Regions from separate parts of the Homo sapiens genome. Here region 1 is linked to region 2. A link is a contact called in ENCODE Hi-C or POLR2A ChIA-PET data. All regions are on one chromosome and are shown on one strand. The core of a region is the stretch at or near the end of the contact, and the rest is flanking DNA. Distances in the headings are between cores, read along the strand shown.

Region 1 (6,226 bases), core at 1-2,500, 1.1 Mb before region 2:
GATGGTGATTGTTTTGTGGTCATTCCCCTGTAATTTGCTTCATATCATCTTTGCATGATTTGTAACTGCCCATCAGGTTCATCTTGCCTGCTGTCTAGACAGAGCCAATTTATCAAGATAGGGGAGTTGCAATAGAGAAAGAGTTCAATTCATGTAGAGCCGGCTGTACGGGAGACTGGAGTTTTATTATTACTTAAATCAGTCTCCCTGAGAATTCAGGGATCGGTGTTTTTAAGAATAATTTAGTGGGTAGGAGGACAGTGAGTCAGGAGTGCTGATTGGTTGGCTTGGGGATGAAATCATAAGGAGTCAAAGCTGTCCTCTTATGCTGAGGCGGTTCCTGGGTGGGGGCCACAGAAGTGGTTGGCAGGTCCAGCTGGGGCCATCAGGTTGCCAGACATGCAAAAAACTGAAAAGTTATCTCAAAAGGCCAATGTTAGGTTCTACAACAGTGATGTTATCTTCAAGAGTAATTGGAGAAGTTGTAAATCTTATGACCTCCAGAACAATAGCTGATAATAATTAGAATTCAAGCCCCTCTTATCCTAACTTGGTGGCCTTTTATTTGTTTTACAAGAACACGTTAGCTTTTGGGAAGAGCTGTTATTTAAACTATAAATGTCTCCCAGAGTTAGCTTGGCCCAAGCCCAAGAATGAGCAAAGAGAGCCAACTTGTGAGGCTTGAGACAAGATGGAGTCAGCCCTGTCAGGTTTCTCTCACTGTCATAATTTCCTTAGTTATGATTTTTGCAAAGGCGGTTTCAGATTTGCCTTTTACTAAAACACACAGGCTTGCACTTCATCTTGAGTGAGTGTGTGTGCATCTCTGGCTGGTCCTCCAGAGCTGGGTCCAGCAGGCCAATCCCTGTGCCCCTCTGGAGTTTCTCCAAGGCCACCCTGGGCATTTCCAGTAGGATATTGTTGCTCCACATCAGGGCTCCTGCCAGCAGCGTAGCTGTGCTCCACACAGAAGTCCCTCAGCTGGTGACCACAGAATAATGAATGCCAATCTGGATGTTAGTTTGCACACATTTGCATACCCCAGGGGTCTGCCTGGCCTGTGAGGTCTTTCTGACTCTGAGCAGCTATGATGCTGTGATTAACCTCACAAATGCATAATGGATCTTGAGGTCCTTTCCCGGCAGAGATGTTGGGGAACTAATGCAACCCCCTGCCTTTTCTCTTAAGCTGCCTTCAGGGCTGATATCATGGGTTGGTCAACTGCCTGAGATTTCTTCCTCTATCTGGGGTTAGCAAGACACCTAAAAGGTAATCCTCCCCACCTCTCCCCACCCGCATAGTGCTATTAGTCAGCTACACCTGAGTGTGAATTACTTTAGTCAGATTTCTTTCCCATTAATATCCTCAAGGGAAGGGGATTTAATAGAAGTAGAGTGAGTGCCTAAATTACTCACGGAGCCCTGGGCAGGTTCTGCCTTTCAGCATGACTCATCTTTGTGTGGTCTGCACAAACAGCCAAGTATAAAGGATAAGAAGGGAGCTGCCCCTGGCACCAGAAGCCCTTGTCTGGGCAGATGGAAGTGTTATGGGGAGGGAAGGCCCCAGAAGAATTGGGGAGAGGGGTATCCCTCATGGACTTTGCTCTCACATGGGGTGTAGTTGGCCATTCAATCACCTCTGGTCTGCTGCCCACTGCCTGTCTTGCTGTCTGGATGTCTAAGACAACCCTAAGACGCCTGGATGTCAGAGCCTGTGGTGCAAACATTTGGCTGCCAGCAAGGGTCACTGTTCTGGTTTTCAAGGCCAAATCAGAGTGGGTTTTTCTGGGGTTTGGGAGCAGCAGGAGCTAGAAGGTAAAGGGCTGACACCTTGTTAGGGGTGGGTGGTGTTCACTCCCACCAGGAATTCTTTTGCAGCCAAATAACAGAGAAGCTTCAGGCTTGAATTTGGCCCACAAATCTGAGCCCTCATAATGGAGATGTGGGAGTCCCTAAGCCCCCGTGTTGGGGTGCCGTGGGGGTGCCCGTCAGACGCCCCCGTGCCGCAGGTGGGCAGATGGACCCAGCGGGCCGCTCCCCTCTGCAGTCTCAGCTCCTCCTCATGGGCACCTGTGGGGCACCACATGCAGCTGAAATGTCGGGGCCTGGGACTGCCTCGCCGGGGGGCGCTGGGTAGCTCATGCCCCCTTGTCTGTGCAGTGAGAGGTTCCCTGAGGAACATTCTGGAGCTGGCATCTTAGCTCCGCCACTCGTCACCAGGCAGTACCCCGAGGTTCAGGTGCTGGCATCGGGGGAGGAGCTTCTGCAGGTCACACCGGACGTTGGGCTCTGTTGAGCCCAGAGCCTCTCAGGAGCTGGCCGAGTGTGCAGCTGGTGGAGGAAGCTCAGTGCTTCCTGTCCCCAGGCGCTCCCTTGATGACTGCCAGGAACCTTGAGGTTAGAGGGTGCTGATCTGGCTTTCAGGAGATTCCCCCACCCCCACATTGACACAGCTCTGGGAAGAAGCAGCACTTCAGCTGCCCTCAGTGACACTGGGATTACAAAGAAGAAAGGCCCCAGGACACAGCGTGTCATTCATGGGAACAAGACGGGGTGGAGAGGGGAGGCCACCTCAAAGACACATTCCTCCCTGGTCCTGATGTCCTCCCTCTACATGCAGAGCTTCACTGATTCCACCTGGAGCTCACAGTCACTTTGGGGAGGGGTGTTGCTGGCATAAGGCTCCTCTCCTGTCTCACAGATGGGAACACTGAGGCTCATGGTGACTTGCCCAAGACCACAGAGCTGAGATTCAGCAGAGCCAGGCCTTGTGGCTGTGAGTAAGGCACAGCTGGCCTGGGGCCATAAGTAGACCCAGGGGAATTTAGGGGAACTCTTACAAGTTTTGGGAACCACGTGGCCACTTCAGGGTCAGCCCCTATCCCAGCTGTCTTGGAGGCAGTGTTCCCTGCTGGGGTTCAAGGCTTTAGGGGATGGGCTTTTGGTGCTGAGGGAAGAAACCCTGAGAGCTGCAGGCTGGGCCCAGCTGTGAGGTTTCAGAAATAGAAGTGTTTTCAAAGGTTGACAAAGACAACTCCATCCTCTGTTTACAGCAGAAGCAACTGAGGCCCAGAGGAGCAAAGGCCCCCAAGCAAGGTCTCCAGCAGGCTGGGAGCACGGTGGAAATGGAGCCCGCTCCCCTGTCTTCCACTGCCTGTTTAAGAGAAGAGCAGCCGCGAGGCCCTGGGCTGGTCTCGGGGGTGAGCTCTGCTGTGGATACCCGCCATGGCTTGTCTTCCCCGCCCACAGATAAATGCAACCTTTCTCTTCTACGCTCTCCCTGGGCGGCTGCGTTTGTACCCCTCTCTCTATTCTCTGCCCTCCCACTTCACTGCCTGCTTCAACATTTGTTCCTTCATGCATTCATTCATTCAGCTGTTTATGGGTGTCTCCTTGTGCCAGGCTCTGTGCTGGGCAGAGACTGGGTCTCTGCACACTCTAGAAAAGGGACAGAAGCTTCACCTGGTTAACCCCCCCTATGTAGAATGACAGGCTGTGATTTGTGGTGTGAAGAAAAGGGACAGGGTGCGAGGAAAGGGTGTGACCAAGTCCTGGCCCCAGGCCAGGGAGCCAGGGGACTCTTGTAGGAAGCTTCTTGCAGGAAGCGACATTATTCTAACCCCTTCCTTCACACCATCAGCTCCCCTGAGACAGGAGCCTCAGCATCCAGCACTCTGCTGTCTGCAGAGAGCACAGAAGGTGCACAGTGAGCGCTCTGCCCAGCTTGGGGGGCGGTTTGGGGAGTGGAAATGGCTTACTTTCTGGCCTGTGATGGTCTTGCTGCATGAAACATGGGGCGACTTCGGTTCTTTAACCTCCTTGGGCCTCAGTTTCTACATTTGAATACTGAGGATGTAAAGGCCCACTCTGAAAGTGGTGACAAATGGAAGGCCCCTTCTCTCCTTCCATGTGACACTGTGAGAATCAGTGTCTCAAGTTTTCTTGCCTATTACTTTTGACTAGTTTCTTTTTCACCTTGTGATGTAAATATGTAAATGAATGTCAGAAAGACTGACATGAGTATGGCTGATATGCAGTGGTTGTTATTGTTGGCAAGGGTGCTCGCTTTGGAATCAGAAGACCGGGGTTCAAGTGCTGCTTCTACCCAAGTAGCTGTGTGGACCTGGACAAGTTGTTCTCTGGACCTTATTTTCCTCATCTGTTAAATGGACCTACCTATCTCTCAGATGCTAGAAGTGGCAGGTGCCAGTGCCTGTCATTATTGAGCATTGAGACCTCTCTAGAAGGTTCTTCTGCCCAGAAAAAAATGCTAAGTGGAGGAGGCAGTAGGTGGAGGGACTGGTGTGGGCACAGGTGGGATGGCGGTCTGACCAGCCCGCCATGGGAACCTGGCCGGGCAGCCCAGCCCTGGCCATTAGCCGTCAGTGAGATCTGTGGCTCTTACACTGTGAGCTTCAGTTGAAACAAACAAGCATGGCGTGGATGGAGGGGGTGGCAGCAGGGAGGGAGGGCCCAGCTGGTTGCCAGATGCAGCATGGCTACTGCAGGAGGGGACCCAGGGGGTCTCATTACCGGCTCGGCCTCCACTGCTCCAGATCTGGGAAGCACCGTCCTTCCTGCGGGGCCATCAGACATTCAGGGCAGAAGATGGTGGAGCTGCTGGGAGAGAGAGAGCAGCCCCTTTTGGCGTACAGGTTGGCCAGCCCCTCGTGAGGTTGGTGTGGGCGCTGGTGCATGGGGACCCTGGAAGCCCCCTCCACTTCAATCCCTTTTCTTTTCTAGACACCCTCTTTCTTGCTTACCGGGTTTTCTTCTTTTTCCTTTCTCCATGCACTTCCATCAGGACTTGCTCTTCCCATATCAGTGGCCCGCTCTTCCCATAATTCATTCAGCAACTGAACTGACCACCTCCTCCTGACTTGGCCCAGGGTCTAGGCAGATGTCCAGGGCAGTTGGTGGAGTGGTGGTTTTGCAGGAGCTGATTTTGTCTCAAGTGAGAACACCCATGGGGCCCCAATACCATATCAAACAGACCAGAGAGAGAGTTGTGCCATCTCAGCCTTGCCCTCCTGGGCCCGTGGGTATGGAGGTGTCACCAAGTAGCACAATTTGAAATCTACAGCTTTGGTCCAACCTTCTTGTTTTATTCAAAGAAGAGCTGGACCCAGAGCGGAGAAGTGGCTCAGACTTGGGGCTGGCGCCCACGGGCCCTGACTCCTGGTATGGGGCCTCTTCTTCCCTGACTACCCAGGTCCTTTCTGGTGTTCACTGTCACTTCTCATACAAGCCCATCTTGGTATCTGCACAGAGAGCTGAACCTTTCCTGCAGCCAGGAGGCTTATGCTGGGACATTTCATGGGCTTTCTGCAGGTGAATTGAGGCCAATTGATGACCCAAGATGCAGGTGACATTGAGGTAAAATGGACACTGAAGACAGGGCAGCCACGAAAGGGGAAGAAGCCCCTGGAGGGTAGCAACTGTGGGCACTGGGGGAGGAAGTAGAGGGGCAGCCCAACCCCTTCCCCTTGATCAGAAGCGTTACCGTAATAATAGATTCCAGATGATCTCAAACAATACCTCAGGCACATTCATTATTATTTAATCCATGTTGACAACACGGCAGGTAGTTTTATTGTCCCTATTTTTCTGAAGAGGAAGCTAAGGCTCAGAGAGGTTAAGTGACTTGCTTGAGGTCACACAGCCTGTGGCAGAGCTGGGATCTGAAACCAGTCTGGCTCCAGAGCCAGGTTTGGGTGACTCTGGGCTATTTATGTGTGGGAGCCTCATGCTCTTGAAGCACCAACAAGTGATGAGGCTCCTTCTCCTCCCTCTGCCCAATCCCCACCCTACCACCCTTAGACACTATATACCACCAGGCCTGAGGAGTCTGTGGGAGCGCGACCACTCTGACTGGCCAGTCCGGGTGAGGGGGTGGGTTCTAGGCATAGAGGGCAGGCATGTGGGTGCCTGGGCATCCTCTCAGTGGGAGACGATGGGTGCCTCTATTCGCCTGCTGCCCCCATGCCCTGGAACCCTCCTACCCACTCCACCACCCCCACAAGGAACTGTTTCTTACAAGTTTTTATAAAGGGCTGTTTGTCTGATCGTGGAAGCCACATCTACATGGGCAGATTCAGGGTTTTTTTTTCTTTTTTCTTTTTTCTTTTTTTTTTTTTTAACTTTCAATAGAGACAGTGTCTGGCTGTGTTGCCCAGGCTGGTCTCGAACTCCTAGGCTCAAGAGCCTCCCACCTCAGCCTCCCACAG
Region 2 (5,940 bases), core at 2,757-5,256:
TCGGGAGGTCAAGGCGTGCAGATCACTTAACACCAGGAGATTGAGGTTTTCCTACAAAAAATTAGCCAGGCATGGTGGCATGCCTGTAGTCCCAGCTACTTGAGGGTGGCTGAGGTGGGATGACCGATTTGAGCCTGGGAGTTTGAAGCTGCAGTAAGCCATGGCTGCACCACTGCACTCCAGCCTGGGCCACAGCAAAAGAACCCCTCTCAAAAAACTTAAAACATAAAACTCTAATACTGACACCTACATACTCCTACCCATTGTCAACTCCACCTTGCTCAAGGTCCTAAATTGTTCACTATCCCGTCTTTGGTATTTATTACTCTTAGCAGATGCATATATTTAATGTCTTTTTTGAGCTTATGAGAAGCCCCAAGTGTTGCTTTGAACATTCCCAGGCATGTATCCTATGTCCACATGTAGTTTCTCTTGAGTAATGCCTCAAAGTAGAACTGCCATTTTCCCCAAGTAGTTGTAGTAACTTACACAAATGGTCTTTTTCACATTGACACGAGGAGTCCCGGCTAGAAGTCACGCTTTTCATCACTGAATGTCTTCATCTACTAAATGCTAATGGAGGTAAGGATAAGACTCATTCATGTGCCTGGCATGTCATTAGCTGCTCTGAACACACAATACCCACGGTTTATTATATAAATCCAAGCCTGAAAAGTTGAAAATTCCATTCATGGTATTATTAATTGGCAAACAAAAAAAGCTCTTAGTTTTTGGAACACAGGTTTGAATCTTTTTTTTTTTCCACTTTGTGTAACTGGAGACCTTAATAAACTATTAAGTAAACTTTCTGCACTCCTTCAGTGTTACCATAAAACTCCCAAACATTTGGTGAGACATTACATAGCTAAGTCTTGTTTTTTTACAACCTTGGGATGTAGCAGTCAACATTCAGCATACGTCAAAGTTCGTTCTTAGGCAGGGTTGTATAGGGTAAATACCCAGGAGGCTTTCTAAAGCTGGTCTGTATTACCCTCCACCCCCAGTGTAGGGGACACACCTTATAATCATCAAGTTTACACAGGTAACCTGGACAAAGCATCTGCTCTGATCCTTCCTCCTGCCACCCCAGTGCAGTTTTCAACACTGTACCATGAGGTGCCTTCTTGTTAGCATCAGGATTGTCTAAATCTCACATCCGGCAATGGTGGCAGGGAAAATCCAGCCTGTGTCATGGCAGAATAGGCTGAAAGCCAACATTACAAAACAGACCATTTTTGCAGAGCACATTCCAAAACTATGGACAAGACCAACAGCAGTAAAGTTCAGCTTTTTATTGAACATGTTATAAAAGAGGTTTAGTCAAAAAGACCAAAGCCCATGTCATCATCAGACTCCTCGGATTCTTCTTTCTTTGCTTCCACTTTCTTCTCCTCAGCTAGAAAAAAAAAGTCAATCAGGTGTTAGGATTTCCATACTTCATATACTTGTGAAAAATTAATGGCAATTTTGTCTATAATACTATTTTTTAAAAAATCTCTACACTCCTCCCAATACTAAAAACTCCATGTTTCCTACCTGGAGCAGCAGCAGTGGAGGGGGCAGGACCTCCTGCTGGTGCAGCACCAGCTGCTGGAGCAGGTCCACCGGCCCCTACATTGCAGATGAGGCTCCCAATGTTGACGTTGGCCAGGGCCTGCAATACATGTGCATGCATAGGTAAACGCCCAGTTCTGTCCTTGTTAAGCACTCACGCAGCCAAAAACGAAAAGTATCCCCCATTCCAGGTTACAGTGATCAACCCCTAACACTATATACAGTGAGTTCCACATCCATGGATTCAACAGTGGAAAAATAAGCATGTGTACCAAACATGTAGACTTCTAAAGTATACAGGAGGATGTGCATAGGTTATATGCAAATACATTTATATAAGAGATGGAACATCCTGGGATTTTGTTATTAGTGGAAGGTCCTGGAACCAATACCCCAGACACTGGCTTTTCTTTGCTAACAGCCAAGACTTAGGTTACAGGGCAACGCACTACTGTTCAGCTTTGAATCTGATAATTACATTCCTATATGTTAAGAACCTCCTGAGGCAGCTGATTTCCCTCCTTTTACAAATAATATGTTGGTAAAAAAAAAATCCAAACTTCCTGAAACACTCAAATGAATATTCTTTCCACAGTTCCATGTCTCCTCTTAACAGTGAATTCAAATTTTCAGTCTACTAAACAAATATAGGACTTCAAAAGGGGCTTGTTAAATATGACATAGGTACAATGTTTTCAATCTTTCAAAACTCTTTAGAGGTCACAACCCTGGAGTTAGATGCTATTAGCTTCACTTGACAGAGATTAAGTAACCTGTACAATGGAAAATAGCCAGTGCAAGCTCCATGACCAGGAACCTCTTTATTAGTCTTTTATATCCCAACACACAGTACCTACTGTGTCAATGAAGTCCGCTAAACCCAAATGTCCATCAAACCATAGGTTTAATGCAAGAATTTACTGAAAGAATTTGCTTGCGGGCCGGGAGCGGTGGCTCAAGCCTGTAATCTCAGCACTTTGGGAGGCAGAGGCGGGGGGATCACGAGGTCAGGAGATCGAGACCATCCTGGCTAACATGGTGAAACCCCGTCACTACTAAACACACACACAAAAATTAGCCAGGCATGGTGGCGCACGCCTGTAGTCCCAGCTGCTCGGGAGGCTGAGGCAGGATAATGGCGTGAACCCGGGAGGCGGAGCTTGCAGTGAGCTGAGATCGCACCACTGCACTCCAGCCTGGGTGACTCCGTCTCAAGAAAAAAAAAAGAAAAAGAAAAAGAATTTGCTTGCAACTTAACATGCGTAGTACCTATCTCCCGAGTGACCCTTTTTGGGAATAAATGACCTGATTCACATTTTTTTTAACCATGGTTTCAGAGCAAAAGGGAAACCAGAGTCTGATAAGGAAACGTAAGACTTGACAAGCTGAAATCTTATTAGCTCCTAGAGATATACATGCAACGAAAAACACCTAGGAGATCCAGCGGCATGTGGGGCGTTATGGCACCGCTGGGGGTACTTTAGCATGTACAACTGCCCTCGTAAATCAGCAGGCCTTACCACAATCACTTTGCCACCATCACCTTACCTTTGCAAACAAGCCAGGCCAAAAAGGCTCAACATTTACACCGGCTGCTTTAATGAGGGCATTGATCTTATCCTCCTACAACAAATAAAAACGTCAATCCATCAAAACGTAGCGTATGTAATATCTCCAAAATGCTGCACGTCACTCAATAAGTGTACATAACATGTTTAACCAGCTCAAATATTCTATCACAAGCAAAAGAGATGTGTGCCAGGCGCCCTGCAATGAGGCGAGCCCATCACTGCTGTTTCACGGGCTGGGACTTGCCTGAGTCACGCGGCTATTTTTAAGTTACAAGACCTGGGAGGTGGAGCCGAGCTCGGGCGCCTTCCTCCACGACCGGGGGAATTCAAGGCAATTACACCGAAAGAGGTCCGAGTAAGTGTCCCTGAGAGAGACGAGGCACGGGTCAGGGTGCCCAAGCACTGCGGAAGAGCTTTTCTACACGAAGGCTCTTGGAGCCGGAGCGCCCAGCCTCAAGCGCACTCCATGCCCGCTGGGCCCGCACGTGGTCCCGGGGGCCCAGGACCTGCCCGGAGAGAGGCCCCAGCCCCGAGGAGCGCCCGCCCTATGCGGCCTGTGTTCGCGGCCTGGCCCCGGCCGGAAGTGCTCAGTCGAACGGCCTGGAGCCGGGAACCGCATGGAGAGCCGAAAGTCACCGCCCACAGGCAGCCCGGCCGCCGGCCCGCGCCCGCACTCACCGTGACTGTCACCTCATCGTCGTGCAGAATGAGGGCCGAGTAGATGCAGGCGAGCTCGGAGACAGAGGCCATGGCGCGGGCGAGTGTAGGGCTGGCGCTGCCGGACGCGGTGCTAGTCGCCGGATGAAGTGAGGGCCTCACCCCAACGCAGCCTTAGCTTCCTCGGAAGGACCGAGCACCTTGGCGGCAGCTGAGGAAAGGGGCTCTCGCGCCTATACGCAGCCTCTTATGTGTCCACGCGGACCAATCGGCGCCCGCACCGGGCGGAAGAGGCGGACCCAGGACCCACTGAAGGCGCCTGCGCACTGCGCCTGATTGGTTCTTACTGTTGAGAAAGTTTCTCAGCGCCTGCAAATACGGTCCCACTTTATTTGGGTAAATTATAGGACCTGAGAACGTTAAAAACACTTTTAGGTTAGGGTTGCCTAGGTATTCGGACTTCGCCTCCGTTGGTTCCATGAGTTGCTTGACTTGGCAGGAGCTCCGCTGTGGCCCTGGTGACATTGTTCGTAATCTCCTGGTTAGGTCGCGGCCTTCCCAGCCGGCGCTGACCCTGAGAGTAAGGGCTGCGTCCCAGCTTGGAGGCCCCTGCTTAGCGCAGGACCTTGGTTGAGATAGGTAGATGTAGGAGGATGAGAGAAACTAACAGCGTTATGCTAGCAGAAGCCGTAGAGCGCTTACTATGTCCCAGGCACTGAGCCACATTCTGCAAGGATTCACGTAATCCTCACACACCAGGAGTTGGATGTTATCTCCATCTTGCATATGGCAAAATTAAGTCTTAGAGCTGGTAAACTAGCCCAAGATTATGTAGTTACCGCGCAGTGGAGCGTGGATTTGGAATCTAGAAGCCTAACTTAGACCCGGTAGCTAACTCAAGATTGCATAGTTCCGCGCGGTGGAGCGTGGAGTTGGAATCCAGAAGCCTAACTTAGACCTGGTAACTAACCGAAGATTGCATAGTGCCGCGCGGTGAGCGTGGAGGTGGAATCCAGAAGTCTAACTTCACTGCCTAGTGCTTGGGGGAAGGAGGGATTATGGGTAAGCTGTCTACAACCCGTTATTTGTTATCTAAACCCAATTTAAATTCCTACCTTCAAAAATGGTCATCTTTGCATTCCTCGTGGAATTTGCTTAGTTTACCGGAAAGTTAGTTCTATGTATATATATCTTTTTTTTTGGTGGGGGGGGGGCACCTTCTTTGTTTAGTCCATCCCATTATTTAATAATCATCTCTGAAGAAACATTTCTGTTGGAATCCACCGATCTAGAGTCCCACTTGGGTCAATCTTAACTACAAACATAAATATTTTCACATCCGGAATTTTTTAAAAAAGCATTTATAAAGCTATCAAACTTTTAAAAAATAAAGCTGTTGAGTTTTCATCCAAATCTAAGCAGCCATTATAGTGGAATTTTGGTCAAGAAAGGTTAAAGCTATTAAAAAATCCAAACATTTCCAAAGCTACAATGAGTCAGTCCAAAATACTGTTTGTCCAGCAGTGTACATAAAAAACTGATCTGCCGGGTGCGGTGGCTCACGCCTGCAATCCCAACCCTTTGGGAGGCTGAGGCGGGTGGATAGCCTGAGGTCAGCAGTTCGAGACCAGCCTGGCCAACATAGTGAAACCTTGTCTCTATTAAAAATACAAAAAATTTAGCTGGGCGTGGTGGCGGGCACCTGTAATCCCAGCTACTAGGGCGGCTGAAGCAGGAGAATCGCTTGAACCCAGGAGGCGGAGGTTGCATTGCGCTGAGATTGTGCCATTGCACTCCGGCTTGGGCAACAAGAGCAAAACTCCCTCTCAAAAAAACAAAACTGATCTGGTTGACAAGTGGCACTTTGTGGTCATTGAGGAAATAATCTTCTTCTCCATCTATATATTATAGATAATACTTTTTACAGGGTATCAAACAGTAAGCACTAACCACAGCTATTCAAGAGAAGTAGTTAAGCAAAACATCAGTACTCATGCATTTCCTTTTGTGTTGATGAAGGACTTAGTGGATTCAACAGTTACTTCAGACAAATTCCACTGCCCCATATTCTCCTATCGTAGTAAAAATTTCCTATTAATATTTTGAAAATACTATGCAATAAGCCATTAAAAAAAATTTTTTTTTTCTGAGACGGAGT

What was found. A loop is a pair of places that touch in the nucleus more often than their neighbours do. ChIA-PET counts read pairs that join two places held with the same protein, here RNA polymerase II (POLR2A). Pooled maps may share reads with other maps.
Region 1: a loop to region 2 is called in a pooled map, with 4 times the contacts of the local background. The contact joins the promoter of LINC02205 here to the promoter of RPLP1 in region 2. A Hi-C loop is called at or near these places in 6 of 168 maps with a recorded cell type or tissue (CD4-positive, alpha-beta T cell, CD4-positive, alpha-beta memory T cell, CD8-positive, alpha-beta T cell and 2 more), 7 of 37 single-sample maps with no recorded cell type and 14 of 50 pooled maps. POLR2A ChIA-PET finds 5 or more read pairs at or near these places in 14 of 52 experiments (A549, CD4-positive, alpha-beta T cell, CD4-positive, alpha-beta memory T cell and 9 more).

Annotation. Positions count from the first base shown.
Region 1 is chr15:70,500,952-70,507,177 of GRCh38, reverse strand. LINC02205 (long intergenic non-protein coding RNA 2205) reads left to right here and starts at 1,250. Exons shown (of 2, transcript NR_146562.1): 1 at 1,250-1,269; 2 at 3,053-3,271. RefSeq lists enhancers at 1,312-1,361, 2,652-2,701, 2,742-2,881, 2,982-3,121, 2,635-3,158 and 1 more.
Region 2 is chr15:69,450,884-69,456,823 of GRCh38, reverse strand. RPLP1 (ribosomal protein lateral stalk subunit P1) reads right to left here and starts at 4,006. Exons shown (of 4, transcript NM_001003.3): 1 at 3,804-4,006; 2 at 3,103-3,177; 3 at 1,537-1,654; 4 at 619-1,396. The coding sequence starts at 3,875. The coding sequence ends at 1,317. It overlaps LINC02896 (long intergenic non-protein coding RNA 2896), which reads left to right. Exons shown (of 3, transcript XR_932420.2): 3 at 1-804. RefSeq lists enhancers at 3,461-3,570, 3,721-3,970, 4,251-4,300 and a silencer at 3,651-3,700.